Linked DNA regions of Mus musculus: region 2 is linked to region 1. The links are chromatin loops, found by intact Hi-C in ENCODE. Cell type or tissue: left cerebral cortex. All regions are shown on one strand.

Region 1 (8,000 bases):
GCTGCCTTCAGAACACTCCAGAAGAGGGAATCAGATCTCGTTATGGATGGTTGTGAGCCACCATGTGGTTGCTGGGATTTGAACTCTGGACCTTTGGAAGAGCAGTCGGGTGCTCTTACCCACTGAGCCATCTCACAGCCCAATTTTTTTTTTAAATATGATATACCGTCTGGTTTTCAGCCTCTTTCACACCATCCCCTTCCCCACCATCCCTCTCCCCAACATCTCTCTCTCCCTGACATCCCTCTCTCCCTGGCACCTCTCTCTCCCTGGCATCTCTCCCCACCTTCCCTTTCCCCACCTTCCCTCTCCCCACCATCTCTCTCTCCCTGACATCCCTCTCTCCCTGTCATCTCTCCCCACCTTCCCTCTCCCCACCTTCCCTCTCCCCACCATCTCTCTCTCCCTGACATCTCTCTCTAGCCCCTCAGGTCACCTCTTATTCTCTCTCCCTGGCCAGGCCACTCCAATCATCTCTAATGGTTCCGTTTCACTTCCTTGAGCCCCCAGTGTGTGAGCCAGATGGACATACCTACAGCCTTGATTTCCCCACAGCTTAAAACCAAACCAAACCAAAAAGTGACTCCATATTCCCAGTGACTCAGGAAGAAAAGTGATAAAGTTCGAATCTTGAATTCTGTCTCACTCAAAGATTTTAGGAAGTTCTGTTTGCATTTCCATGGGAACATCTCTAGAAACAAGTCTCTTAAAAAAAAAAAAAACTTCTCAACTTTATTTTTACACATGTTCGAGGTTTGCCTACATATGTCTATGTTCATGCAGTGCTCACAGAGGCTAGAAGAGGGCACTGGATCGCCTGGGACTGGAGTTACAGGCACGTGTGAGCTGCCACATGGGTGCTGAGAATCAAGCTCAGGTCCTCTGCAGGAGCAGCCAGTGCTGGGCCATCTCTCCAGCCCCTCCAGTCACCGTCTGTCTCTTTGACTAGTTCCAACCATCATGGCCTCTGTGGGATCATACTGTGTGCCTGGCACTTTCCATGTGCTTTACATACATTAATTCATTGCCTCTTCACCTCAGCCCTGTGACATGGTATTATTATTTCTCCACTTTACAAGGGAGGAGCCTGAAGAAGCCCCGAGAGGCTGAATGACTTTCCCACGTCCTTCAGATGGGAGGAAGTGAAGTGAGACTCCAACTTCTCCTTTTGGCTCTCTGACCATCTGGTCACACATAGCACCCAAAGTCATGAATGAAATGTCAGAGCAGGCCCATTCTTTACTTAAAGCCCCTCAGTGGCTCGCCCAGCTCACTCACAGTGAAACTAAAGCCTTATAATGGCCACAGTGTCAACACTGGGGATTAACCATGACTGTCAGGCCATTCTGTTGCCATGTTTGTCTAGGGAGTTTTATTGGGATGCAGTCCTACCCACTCTTTAAAAAGAAGAAAAGAAGTATTTCTTTCTTTTTTTTTTTTTTTTTTTTTTTTTTGGTTTTTCTGAGACAGGGTTTCTCTGTGTAGCTCTGGCTGCCCTGGAACTTACTCTGTAGACCAGGCTGGCCTCGAACTCAGAAATCCGCCTGCCTCTGCCTCCCAAGTGCTGGGATTAAAGGCGTGCACCACCATGCCCAGCCCAGTATTTAATTTTCATGATGCGTGTATATACATAAGTGTGAGTGTGGGTATGAGTGTGTATGTGTGTGTGTGTGTACTCATGTGTGCTCATGGAGGCCAGAATAAGGCATGAGATCCTCTGGAACTGGAGTTACTGATGGTTATAATCGATCCGACATGGGTACTGGAAATGGGATCCAGATCCTCTAGAAGAGCAGCAAGCTCTCAGAACCACTGAGCCATCTCTGCAGCACCTCCCCTCCCCCCCACCCCCACCCCCCATCTCTAAGGCACCTCCCTCCCCCTGCCCCGCTCCATCCTTTCACATAATCTGCAGCTGCTTCATACTACTGTGGCCAAGTTGCATAGCCAGTTCTAAGAGACCACAAAGTCTGAATGTTAAATGTTAAGTATCTGTTCTCTCTACTTTTCCTTCTCCCTCTCCCTCCCCACTTTCTGTATGTGTGTGTCTTTCTCTCTTACACACACACACACACACACACACACACACACTCACCTCACGGGACTTGATTCTGCTCCAGTCACTCTAGTCTCCTGGCCTCCGTGCTGCTGGGCTCTGCCCTTGCTGGTCTTTCTGCCGGGACTTGGGATCCTGGACCCCCTTGCTCCCATTGGTCCTTTACTCAGCCTCTTGCCAGGGCCTTCCCCAACACCTTATAGGAAGTCCAGAACTATTCACGTCCACATTCTCTGTCTTCTGCTCCTGCTTTGTTGTTTCCCGTGGCCCTCAGCATCATCTCAAACAGAACCTCCCAGAGTCTTTTCCTATATTGTCTGTGGCTGGAATGCCCAGAGAGCCGTGTCTGGAATGAAGTCAGCGGCTCAGTCAATCTCTGAAGAACAAATGAGCCGCTTGGCAATTGTCTGCTGACCAGTGTCCCTGTTCCTTGTGTTTTCTCTCCTTGGGTCTGGCTCTGTGATTCCTAATCATCCTAAAGTCAGGGATTTGCCTTCTAGCACAATCCACTCCCTGAGAGGAATAGCCGGCCCTCCATGACCTGGCCCTGTGCCTCCTCCCAAGCTGTAGTTCTCTCTCTCTCTCTCTCTCTCTCTCTCTCTCTCTCTCTCTCTCTCTCTCTCTCTCTCTCTCTCTCTCTCTCGTAGCCCATGCTGGCCTCAAGTGTGCTATGTAATGGAGGATGGCCTTGAACCTCCAGCTCCTGAGTGCTGGAATTGCAAGCATGTGTCACCACAACAGCCTCTGCTGTCCACTTCTGTCAGTTCTTTTAGAAAACCCCTCCCAAACCCGGATTGCATGGCCCTTATTCTCAGGAGCCTCCTAGCTCCTCCTTCCTAAAGTCCCATCAAGTTCAAATGCATGGTACCCACCCAAACCACAGCCCTCACAGGCATGGGCAACTGACTCAAGTTTAAGTTGTTGGAATATAAAATCCTGCTGTATAAAATACTAATACATTTTGATCATGTGTCTGTAACTTTAAAATATATAACTCTTCTCAATTTAAATAAACGTTAATTACAATGCAATTTCAAAGGGGCTATCCAAGTCCATTGCAAATAGTATTTGCAGTCTGGCCACGCGGGGGCACCACTTTAGCTGGTAAACAGAAATCCCTGGGCCTGGGCTGCCAGCTGCATCTCCTCAAGCTGTTGTTTATACACGCCAGCATCTCGGTGAGTAATGGTGGGAGTTTATTTAGTTCTTGTGCATTTAAATTCTCTTTAAGTATCTTATACTGATGTCATCCAGACACTCCAGAAGCCTTGGGACTACTGTGTGTGCTCACAAATGCAGCTGTGCCATCATTAGTCACAACTGTGGGGAGGTTGGACGCCTCAAGCTTCCCAATGCAGAAAGCAGAGAACATGCTAAGAGCTTACAGAAGGATGCTCTCCGGAAAGCACATCCACTGGAAATACCCTGTCCTGTTTGCAAGAGATTGTTCTTGGCTGCTTGCTCAGAACTCCTTATAGAGACCCTGGGTTAGCTGCTTGTCCAGCAGGGAAGCTCAAAGGCCATGGAGTGAGACTTTGTGGCTTTAAATCCTGACCCCATCACTACTAAGCAGTGGTTCATTGTCAAGTCATGAGTTCCCTGCTTCTCATTTCCTTTTCTGTAAAATGGGGTTGCAGCTACACAATTCCAAGGGCTAACTGGGTATTCCCTACAGAGGCTTGGGACAGAGGGCATGCTTTTTAACTGTGAGCCATCTTTTCTTTAGTATCCTTACTCTGAGCTTGCCAACCCCAAGATGGAGTTCCCCGGTGTCTTCTTGTGTTGGCCCATGTGTTGATTGCTTGACCCAAAGAATCAGTGATCTTGGTCTTTTGCCAATTCCTGGTTGAAATTCAGGAAGAACATTTGGGCTTTCCTGGAGGTGTAGGGGAGGGAGCATTCCTCTCCCAAGCCAGTGTGGTCTTGGGGCACTGCCAATCATAAACACATTCATCTCTTTCCAACCTGGGTTTTTCTAGGCTCTGGGTATCCTGAAGCCTGGGACCGTGTGGTTGGTCCTAACACAGGGCACAATGCCCGGAGAGCATGCAGTTTGAACAGTGTGAATGGTAAGAAGTGTTCTGCATGCCCAGAAGTGGAACAAAATCTGAGTGGGAAGATGGAAACTAAAAGTCAGCCTAAGTTGCCCATTGTAGGCTTTATATGTTTCAGACAGAGGTGGGGGCAAATGAAGAAAAAATCAGGGAAAAGGGTCAGTCAATAGGCAAATAGGTAGGGTGGGACTAGTGGAGGCAGTAGTGGGTGACAGTAGAAGTGACAGTAGAGGGTGACAGTCTACTGAATACTGAGCAGGTTCTCTGCTTTCCAATGACTTGCATGGCTCTCAAGAGGTGACAATCACCCAGGCAAATGAAGCCTCAGGTAGGCTGCCATCGATTGATCCCATATTGACTCATTGATGGGGAAGGCATCTGTATAAGTCACGATTTCCCAGAGAAACAGAACCTGCAGAGTGTGTGTGGAGAGAGGCTGATGTTCACATGGAATTGGCTTGCACATATGTGGTAGTAAAGTTCCCCAAATCTCCCAGGGAGGCAGACAAGCTGATTGATGGAGGGCAAATTCCTTTTCCCAAAGATCATATATTTAAATGTCAATCTGACTGCAAACACCTTGGCAGAAGCATCCAGAATAATATTTAATCAATTATCTAAGCACTGTGGTCCAGCCAAATTGATATAAAAAATTAACCATCAAAGAATGTAAAGATTTATTCAGCTGTGTCCTGATTTAAACAGTCCATCTGTGGGAGACATGCTGTGTCTGTCTGTCTCTCCACATACATGTATGAACACACACACACAGTTACTTCAGGGAAATTCAGGGGACCATTGGCCCCATTCTGCCCGAGCAAGTCTTCCACCTAATGTGTTCTTCTATCAGCCCTGTAGTCAGTCACACTTGTAGAGAGGAAGTGGGATCAGTTCTCTGGGTTCCCCTTCCTGTACCTCCCCTCCCTACATCTCACCCACCAGGTTTAAGGAGGACAGTAATGTGCATCTTCTTGGTGGAGGGTGGAGTGGGCAGGGAACAGGTGGTGTGTTCAAATTGGCTATTTGAGGACATTTGAGTAAAGGTCAGGCTTACAAAGATGTGAAGGACTCATAACTAGGGAGTCCCTAAGTTGCCTAGTAACATGGGCATCATCATCACCAAGGCCTGCCACCTCTGCAGTGGTTACTTGCATGGAGAGGCCATGTGACCTTGCTCAGAATATACCCAGCCTTAGGTGGCCCCAGAAGAAGACAGCAGTGGGATATATGGCAACCCCACTTTCCTGTCTTCTTCGTTCTAATCCTACCCTCATGATCTGCGTGCACCCCACCTGAAGCTGAAGACCAGCCCTAGTGTGTCTTCATAGGTCAGCTTCTGGGATGGAGGGACAGGATGGAGAAGGCAAGAGGGGATGTGAAAGAGGACCTTGGAGCCACTTGGAATAGTGGCAGAGAGCTCTCCCTCTCCAAGCCTGCCCTTCTCTTCTCTCCCTCAGAGCTGGGCAGAGGAGGAGTGGGGCACTGTTAACCTCAAATCCCTCTCTGAGGTATCTGCTGTGTGTCCTTAGGCCTTGATGCTTTCACACAAGAGGAGAGCCCCCGCCTCCTCTTCTGTCTCCCCTTCCTCCTCATTTCCTGGTCCTCTCTACTTCCTCTTCCTCTCACTCTCTTCCTCCCCTTTCTCTTTTGATTTTTATACAAGGTCTGACCATGTAACTCTGACTGGCCTTGAATTTGTAATCCTCCTGTCTCAGTCTCCTGAGTGCTAGGTGTCTGGTCCCAAGATATCCCTTTTCCCAAAGTCTAGCCTTTAGAAAAAAGCCTGCACCCTATCAGGGACTTCGGAAAATAGCTTCTACCTGTTTAAAGGAAGGGTTCTCCTTTTCTTCCATTAACATATGCCTGAGGTGCCCATTCTCATATCCTAGACCTGTGGTTGCTTCTAGGCTCCTTCAATCTCTACTCAACAGATACTTGTTACACACCTGTTCTCCACCCCAGTTTACATGTTCCCCTCCACCCAGGTAGCCGTTCTCCTTTAAACCCTGGAAATATGACACCCTGTATCCCCAGTCCCCTACTCTCCACCCCCACCGCCACCCTCAGTTGGTCTCTCTGTTTTCCCTAGAGACACCCTTGGCAATTTGGACTAAACTTTTCCCTTTTTACCCACAGAGTGTGTCTGTTTTTACTTTTTACTTTTCTTTTTAAGCAGTCTGTAGAATTTTATTAAGCAGTATTACCGAAAGCATGAGTTTTCTTTTTTCCCCATTAATATATTTGTTTATTTGCTTTACATCCCTATGACCACTGCCTCCCCTCTTCTTAATCCCTCTCACACAGTCCCTCCCCCACTCCCTCCTCTTCTCCTTTGAGAGGGTGGAGGCCCACCTGGGTATCTCCCAACCTTGGCACATCAGTCTCTGCAGGGCTAGGTGCATCCTCTCCTCCTGAGGCCAGACAAGGCAGCCCTATTTTGGCTTCTTTACTGCACCCATTTCAATCACTAGGAATACAGACTGCACTGGTATGCTCTATTTCTGGAGCAGTTAAAATCCTCTGTACTAGTTCACGCCAACTGAAAGTTTGCTGGCACCCAGCGCTGCACCGCTCCCCGAGCCCCTCCATAGCTCTACTGCAGTATTTCCTACATATTTAATTTACTCTTGTGTGCTTGTGTGTGTGTGTGTGTGTGTGAGTGTTCATGTGTGGGAGTGCAACTGTGTAGACCAGAGAACAACCTTGGGTGTTGAGCCTTGCCGTCCACTTTGAGAAATGGTCACTTGCTTACAGCCACATATGCCACAGTAGTTGATCTTCCAGGTTTTGAGATTCTCCTGTGTCCACCTCCCACCTCTTCTCCAACCTCCCCGTAGGGCATGCCTGGTGAGTGATGTGTGCTACTATGTTGGGATTTTATGTGGGTTCTAGGGATCTGAACTCAGATCCTCCAATTTGTTCAACAAGCTCTTTACCCACCTAGGCACCAACCCTTACAGCAAGCCACAAGGAGCAAGCCAGAGGAAATTAAGTCTCTGCTTCCAATCATGTAACCATCCCAGGACAGTGGCCTACAGGAGAGTGAAGGCAAGACATGGCCCCCTCCCTGAGGGGGATGCAGTCCTGCTGTGGAGAGCAGATATCCAGTGTGATCCACGTGTGCTGGGGAGTGAAAGGCATTGTGGGTGCACCATGATGATAAATGGTTCTTTCTCTAAGATGTGCATGAAGGTTGCATGAATGTGGTTATGTTGGTGTTGTTTTACGAGGGGGTGGGAGTTGAGACAGGATCTCCAGCATTCCAGACTGGCCTTGAACTTGCTATGCTGCCGAGGATGGCCTTGAACAACTGGTCCCCTTGCCATAGGCTGGCTGCTTTCTTACATTAACATGATACAGCCTATAGTCATTTCAGAAGAGAGAATCTCTATTAAGAAAATGTCCTCACCATATTGACCTATAGGCAGGCCTGTGGGACGTTTTCTTGATTCCTCATTGATATGGTTAATGATTGATACAGGGTGGGGGCAGCCCATTCACCATGGGCAAGCGATCCTGGGCTACATAGAAAAGCAGGCTGAGCAAGCCATAAGGAGCAAGCCAGTAAACAGCACCCCTCTGTGGTCTCTGCTTCAGTCTTTACCCCACGTTCCTGCCCTGCTTGAGGGCCTGCCCTGACTTCCCTCAGTGATGGAGTGTGACCTGAGAATTTAAAGCTGAAAGAAACCCTTTCCTCCCCATGGCTTTTGCTCATGGCGTTTCACCACAGCAACAGAAACCCTGACTAAGTCATTCTGCTTCCTGGATACTGGGCTTACACGTGTGATGAGTCTTAGGGGACCACTGGTTTCATCAGATGGATTGAGAGGAGAGGCCACACCAAACAACGGACATGGAGATGGCTCTGGAAAGGGCACAGGGGGCTGGGA
Region 2 (8,000 bases), 130 kb after region 1:
ATAATACAGGCACCTGCATACAACAATGCCTAAATTCTTACAACTCTAGATACAAAATTCTAGTAGAAATTAAATTGTAATTGGTTTTTACTTGAATTTGGTAAACACAAGTTTACTGGACTAAATCTACCACCATTAATGCTGGAAAGGGCTTACAGACTAAAGAACATTCTCGTCTGTGTTTGGATTCCCACTAGGTAAGAGGGAAGTTTCACTGTAAGGCCCTCAGCTCTGTATCGGTGGTGTCACAGACTGGGAGTGCAGAGAAGTCATGAAACAGGAACCAGCTAACACCTAGCTTGGTTAGCTGATCACCCACATATCTTCAGAGTTGGTACTTCACGGTATGCGGGGTTTTAGATGGGGAAGCGCTGCTCGGTGCTGGGGCACCTTCCTAGCACACAACCCCCTGGGTTTAATACCCAGCAAGCCAAAGCACCTAGTGTGTTCAAGGCACATACCAAGCCTTCAGAAAGTGGTGGTTGGACTAGGCATGGTGGCTCATGCCTGTAAAACCACTCGGGAGTCAGAAGCAGGTGGATAAGGCCTTCCTGGACTACACTGCAAAACCCCACCGAAACAAAGAAAATGGAGGGAGGGGATCTGGTTGTTAAAGAACTTTTACAACTCAATAACCCAGTTTTTCCGTTACTAAAGGCACTGACAGAGGGACAGTTCTCCAAGGATGACACACAGATTGCGAATAAGCGGGAATAAGAGGAAATGGTGTTCAGAAAATGATTAGCTACTGAGGAGATGTGAACCAAATTGTGAGGTATCACACCCAGGAGGACTGCTCATAAAAGACAGTGAGGTCGAGGGTATGGAGAGGGGAGCTTTCATGCAAATGGGGTAGTATTCAGCCTTTGAAAATAACACGTTCAACCAAAGAAGCCAGTCATGAAAGAATAATGCCATTTGACTTCCTTTATATGAAATATGCAGAGTAGGCAAATCCAGAGACAGGGAGTTTGTGTGCAGTTGTCAAACTACCAGTGGGACAGACTGGAAGTGAAAGCACTTAGGCTATGTGTTGGGGGTTGAGGGGCGGAGGAGAGTGAAAATGTTTTAAAATTATCACCTGTTCTGATTAGAGAGGGTTATGAAATGCATGCAAACACTGGGGAGCAAAGTTCCCAGACAATCAGCAAGTCCCTTTGACCTCAGAGCTGGCAGATGAGCCCATATGACAGGACGGACAACTGGAAGCCTGGGTGTTACAAGAAACCTCTCTGGGATATGATGGGAATGCAATAGATGCCCCTTAACCAAGCTGTGGACTGTGTCAAGGGGTATTTCCCAGGTTATACTAAAAAGTCAAGGTCACTTTTCCCAAACTCCTGAGTGATACCAGAATTCAATAAGACCATTTCAACCACTTAACCAGAGGCCTGAACTAGAGGCACAGCAAAGAAGAAGGGCAAATCCACTGGGGAAGAAATTCACAGTTCGTCCAGCGGCTGCAGGGTAGGGTGGGTGCACTCCAGTAGTTTTCTGAACTCTAAAGTGAATGCTTTCAATATTTCCTAAGTGATGAAAAGGTTAACAGGTAGTGTGATCAAAAACTTAGAAGGCTGCTCTTTCTGGTCACCTCTCCCTCTTTGCCTGGAAAACAACCACCAATAAATAAATAAATAAATAAATAAAACCCCACAAAACAAAAGTGACACCATCTACAAATGGTGCTTAACTAGTTTTCTAAATTCCTGCTCTAACTGCTAAAAACCAGTGGTGAGTATTAACAACACATAAGCCACCTAATATTACCCCTAAGTTTCTACTTAAAAACAAGCTAAACTAATATAATTCACATATGTGTCTCCTGAGAAGGCCTGGCAGTGGCAAGGATGAGCTAGCCAGCAGCCATGTATGGTGGGTGTCTCAGCATCACTTTCCACTAAAGGAAACCAAGACTCCTTGGAGAAATGACGGGGCTAGGCATGGGCCATAGAAAGGACAAGAGGGGCTGCGGACATGGACCCAGATGTGGTTCCCACATCAGGCAGCTTAGAACCACCTATGTAATCCCAGCTTGGGGGGGGGGGGGGGCTGGTGCCTTCACTTACTGCATAGCCAAGCCCAAAAGCACATAAATACTAAAAACTGTAAAAACAAAGTGGAAGAAGAGATTGGAGTAACTTCTCGAGCCAGAAAAGAGAGAAAGGAAGGCCTACACAGACTCGGGGACACAGGGTCACCTTGAGAGGGTCCCCACTGGCCAAACCAGGGGCAGTCACTGCAACAAAATAATTGATACTAAAGGACTGTGATCTCAAGGATAAAATAAGGCCTTGTGACTTCATGCAGTGTATATGAATACACTTAAAGACAGGAAAAGGAGGGAAATTTCTTCCTTAGAGCAGAATATCATCAATGGGAGCTAAAATTAAGAGTGCCTCTATAATTTGCCTTTTTATGATCTCACTGGCAAACTACAGAGGCAGCAAACAGAGCAGGGGTTGCAAGATGGGCAGAGTAAGGGCTGCTGGAAACCTACACAAAGAAATAAAGAGCTGGCTGGGCGAATGCTTTTAATCCCAGGACTTGGGAGGCAGACGCAGGTGGATTCATGAGTTTGAGGCCAGCCTGGTTCACACAGAGTTCCAGGACAGTGTTACATAGTGAGACCCTGTCTCAGCAGAGAGAAAAAGAACCAAAGGACTAGGGAAGCGGGTCATAGAATCATTGTGGACCTCACCTATGGTGGAAATTATACATTGCACCTTTTACATGTGAGAACTTGCAGGCACATACTAAAATGGTGAAGCAAGAAACTCACTGCCTCTAATACAAAGCTAGCCTGGTCTGGTCTAAGGTGTGAGACTGCTTAAAAAAAAAAAAAAAGGCTGTGGACAAACTTCCTAATTTTACTCTAAAGAAAACGAAATATCTATGACAATTATACTGACTGTGTTGGCTTTTCATAGCTTGATTATTTTTCCCCTAAGGGGTTTCATCTCAAGTGTGAACTGCATGGTGTTCCAGGGTCATCAGCATAGAACTGATGAATCAGATTGAGGAAGAAACAAGATGAGCCCTCTAAGGACTGCAAAAGAGCATGGGTATTTGAAAGAAGAAACTCTTAAGTTTAAGATGTTATCTTAATGTTTGAAACAAAAACAAAATTCTGGGCAGAAAAAGAAGAGTGAGACCAGAGAGAGGAAAAACCATCCCGAAGTTTGTAAAAGTTAAAGACTATATAGTAGATAGTGGCCCCTATCCTTTGTAGGACAAACTGTATAAGAAAACGATTAAGTAATCACCAGGAATTTCAAGAGAAAAGGAGCACATTCGTGTTAAAAAGTTACAGGGTGGTTAAAGGAGGAAAGACATAGCTAGCCAAGGATAATCAACTCAGAACACACCAGACCTCCAAACAGACCCTGAGGTGGTTCACTGCGAAAGGCTCATCATGAAAGAGAATAATTAAAGCAAGAGGAAAAAAAGATTTTGTGGACTAAGAAAGATTCTCTGGTGTAAGATAACAGGGGCAAGGAGCCAGTGGAGGGAATGCTAGGAAGATTCAAGAGGGTATACATAGTAGCTAGTACAGGTGGTTGGAAACCACGCACACAGAGGAACGCTGGGCCTTGGAAAAGGAGGAAGAGAACCCGGAGAGGCTGCAAGGAAAACAGGAATCCCAGAAGGCTGGGACAAGAGGTAACGACAGAGGCAGAGACTGCAAAGACAGGAAGCAAGCAAGCCCCTGGAATTCCAACAGCAACGAGGGCTTGATTCAGAAACACATTTTCCAGGTTCCAATGGCACATGTAGTTGGTGGCTTTCTCTGACAGCAGCCAGAAGCCAAGGAGAAAGCCAACTGTGAGAAAGGCAAGCAAAAGGTGACTAGTCTACATTCCGCAGGCTTGTGGGCCAGCACTCCTGGCTTCGCTGCCTCTTTCTGAACAAATTTTCCTAAGGTTGTCTCGGCTTAAAAACTAAGTCTTAACTTTTAAAACCACGTTAACGAAGTTATGTCATACTTTCCCTTAAATGCTTAATATGTGGTTGGGGTTTGGTTTTTGTTGTTGTTGTTGTTGTTTGTTTTTTTTAATATGCAAGCGTCACTTATTGTAAAGCATGAGGACAAAAGTGACAGAACTTAGAATGTCACTTACCTGGCAGCTTCGGGAAAACCCATCCTGTAGAGGGTGACAACCACAGCTCCTCCGAGGCCTAGATTGTGCTGCAGAGCCACCTTTGCCCCGGGAACCTGCCTCTTTCCGGCTTCGCCTCTCAGCTGCCAGCAGAGCTCCGCGCACTGAGCCAGACCTGGCGAGTCGAGCACAGAGCGTCCCGGGCCGCGTTAGAGCGCAGACTCCGCCCACCCGCGCCAGCGAGCCGCTAGTTGGGACTTCCCGCCAAAGCCACGCACGCCTGCAGAGCTTAAAGCCCAAGATTCACAGCTAGTTCCCACGCTAAGAGAATTAGCATTTAAGAAAGACTCGAGTTCAGGAAATCAACACTTGCATTTTCAACCCATTTTTTTCCGGGTGTGTTGAAATGGAAAACACAGTGTCTAGTGGTGCACACTTTTAAACCCTGCACTCAGAAGACAGGCAGGCGGATCTCTTGAGAGTTCAAGGCCAGCCTGGTCTACAGTTTGAGTTCCAGGACAGCCAATGCCACAGCAAGATTCTGTCTCAAATAAATAAATAAATAAAATAAAATAAAAAGTGAAAGAAAATTTTGAGATGGGACATTTTGAAAAAGCAATGAGATCAAATTGAACTCAAGATGCTTGTGATATGAAGTGGGAAAATGAGGTGGGCGTAGGGAATGATCTACAACACTAAAAATATTTGAAGTAGTCATAAGGAATTCTTATTTTATATTTACTTAAAATACATGTAATACATATAAGTGTATTTGCATACATACATATGTATATACACTTTGTTTAAGTGATGCCATACCACTTGGGGTAATAGTGCCCGTTCCAGGAGCCACAGACTATCTAATAAAAAGCCCTGTGCCATGCATGAATTGTTTGGTCCAGGGAGATCAAGCTTGATTTCATCCCAGAAGTCAAAGGTAAGTGTCTATTGCGAAAGATAGCACACACACTTGAACACAGGACTCGAGAAGTCGAGCTGGAACTAATCCAAAAGCCTCCTGGGGCCTAGCTTTCATAGTACCAGAAGGTGCTATGCTATGCAAGCTGGAAGTGGGAGGAGGGCCAGGATCAACAGACCTAATCACCTGTGGTGCCTATGAGCCACAGAAATGATATCTCTACACAGCAAGATATCTCTAAAGGTTCAATAAAGACATGTAGTCCCTCCCACCTCTACCCCTCTGTGTAGCCTTGTCTGTCCTGGAACTAGTTCTGTAGACCAGGCTGGCCTAGAACTCACAGAGATCTGCCTGCCTCCCCAAAGTGCTCAGATTAAAAGCATGCACTACCAGTGCCCAGCTGACCTTTATATCTTGATGGTAAATATACACACTCACACATAATTAAAAATAAACCAAGGTGGGGTTGGGGGGAGACATGCTTTTAACCCCAGCACTCAGGAGGCAGAGGCAGGCAAATCTATGTTTGAGGCCATCTTGATCTACAGAGTGAGTTCCAGAACAGCCAGGGCTACACAGAGAAGCCCTGTCTTGAATAAACAAACAAATGAATAAAATAAATACATAAGTGAAATTAAAATAAATCTTGCAAAAGACTTAAATTAAATATGAGGGTGTGACAACCCTGGAGGGCAGACTCTGGCAAATGGAAGATGCTTCCATCACACCCCTGAGCATCTGTGACAGACTTTCATAGAGAAATGGTTCCATAGAAGAGAGAAATGAATAAATGATATAAATTTATTTTATATCATTTCTTAAATGATAATAAATGAACCAAAGAAGAAACAAAAGAAGAACACAGCAGCAAGGCAGTGCACACACTGCAGCTAGCTGGTGTGCTCAGTCTGTCCGCCTGGCCCAACCCTCATTTATCTTTTTTCTGGAAGACTTTGGTACCCAGGGCCTTCTATATCCTAAACAAGTCAAGCACAGTATCCTACCGTAAAGCAACAGCACCCGTACCCTGACACACTGCCTTCCTTCCTCCTCCCCCAACACAACATCTAGCTCTTCTATTTTCTACTGCATTATAAGCTTATGAAATCTTGAGTGTTTCATTGGTGTCGTTTATTGTTGGTTTTTGGAAACAGCCCTGGCTGTTGTGGAACTCACTCTGTAGACTAGGCTGGCTTCAACTGACTCACAGAGATCCTTCAGCCTCTGTCTCCTGACTGCTGGAATTAAAGATGTGCATCACCAAGCCCCGCTGAAATTTTGAATCTTAAGTAGAAATACAATAAAGTTAACTAATAAGTAGATTGTTAATTATAACTTCTCTATTGTAAAACTGCAAGAACTTAAAATAGTCCACTAATCAATAAGACACGATAAGATAAAGAAGAAACACAATCATCTATACAATACCATCTGTCTTTACAGAAATAAACCACAGAGTTTTACCACTAAGTTACCTTAGAAACTCCAATACAGAAGATGTCAATTTTTTTAGCTAAAGATTTAACAGTCAAAGTGATTAATTTCCAGTGGGCAGTGAAGCCATAGTAAAATTTTAATTTCAGAATTCCTAGTCCAGTTTTCTCGAGAGAAAATGAGTTCCATGCAGTGCTAAGGAGGCATCCAACAACACACAATGTGTTCATCTGGAACCATCTTACCTGGTGACTCTAGTAAGCTCTCTGTTAGGAAACATCTTGTTAGCTAAGTGCACTGCAGCTAACGAGAAATCAAATGACTGCAGTTAAAAAGCATTAAAAACCCGTCACCATCTGAGTTCAAAGAATGCAAGCACACTGAAATCACAGACTTCAGCCACTCATGGTGGCTCACACCTATCATCCCAGCACTTGGGAGGGGCAGGTAGGGGGACTGCTTTAAGTTTAAGGTCGTCCTGAATCATATAGTGATTCATATAGGTCAACCTGGGACTGGGTTGTCTCAGACAATGAAAACAGTGGTCAGAAAGATGGCTCAGCAGATAAAGACATGTGCCACCATGCTGGGTGACCCGAGTTTTATCCCCAGGCTTGCATAAAATTAGAAAGAGAGAGCCAGTTCTCTCACTTGTGTGCCATGGAACATGAATGTGCACATATACGTTCACAAAAACAAAACAAAACAAAACCAAAAAACAACAGATTAGGGCCTAAAGTATAATTCTGACAAGAATGCATTGTCACCTGTTGCGCCCAGTGGGTGTCCCTTTGAGATGAGGCCTCCACTAGGGTTGATGACCCACTTTCCTCCGTAAGTGTTGTCCCCTCTGTCCACCAGGGTTCCACCTTGTCCTGTGGAAGAAAAAGTTAATATTCACAAATGTTAAAATATAACATTGGGCAGATGGCATGATTGTTTAATTCTTCCACATAGCCAAGGATTTCTTAATATAAACATTTCTTAAGCACTTAATTAAGTGTTGCAAATGCTTCTAAGTGTTGAGTAATAATATTGAGACATAAAGGCTTATCTTTCAAGAATGGATTGCATGAAATAAGCACTTGGTAGTTCCTAATAGCCCTGTGGTTTCCAAATTGCCCTGACTGTAACAGAGAGGCAGAAAAGAACTGATGTGGTCAAAATAAATATTCTGTAACATTTTAACTAAAAATTATGGTTTCAAAAGTTTTAATTTTCCAAAATGGCATCTATTTTTTCTCTTGTTTCAGTTGTAAAACTGTGTGATATATATATTTTTTAATTAAAAAAAAAGTACGCTGGCTGTGGTAGTATATGCCTTTAATCTCAGCACGTGGAAGGCAGAGGCAAGCAGATCTCTGAGTTTGAGCCTAGCCTAGCCTACTGAGCAAATCTTAGGATAGCCGGGAAACCCTGTCTTGGAAAGCAAAAATGGGGCTGGAGAGACTGCTCAGTGGTTAAGAGCATTGACTGTTCTTCCCAGAGGTCCTGAGTTCAATTCCCAGCAACCATATGGTGGCTCACAACCATCTGTAATGAGATCTGAC

The links. Peaks named below come from ENCODE experiments on the same cell type or tissue, not always from the same donor. Only the 100,000 strongest peaks of a DNase experiment are listed, where the experiment ranks them.
Region 2: a loop joins it to region 1, with 2.5 times the contacts of the local background. A loop is called at or near these places in 8 of 42 quality-filtered maps.

Annotation. Positions count from the first base shown.
Region 1 is chr4:107,934,290-107,942,289 of GRCm38, forward strand. It overlaps Gm40221 (a long non-coding RNA gene), which reads left to right and starts at 3,182. Exons shown (of 3, transcript XR_867994.1): 1 at 3,182-3,234. In left cerebral cortex, a CTCF peak has its summit at 3,135 (motif pointing right); DNase peaks (open chromatin) are centred at 3,230, 4,093, 5,153 and 6,788; H3K27ac peaks cover 820 bases.
Region 2 is chr4:108,067,139-108,075,138 of GRCm38, forward strand. Scp2 (sterol carrier protein 2, liver) reads right to left here. Exons shown (of 16, transcript NM_011327.4): 11 at 7,218-7,325; 12 at 4,119-4,272. Among named protein-coding and RNA genes, the nearest start is that of Mir6397, 16 kb to the right of the region's middle. In left cerebral cortex, a CTCF peak has its summit at 4,255; DNase peaks (open chromatin) are centred at 4,325 and 5,120; H3K4me3 peaks cover 1,584 bases; H3K27ac peaks cover 543 bases.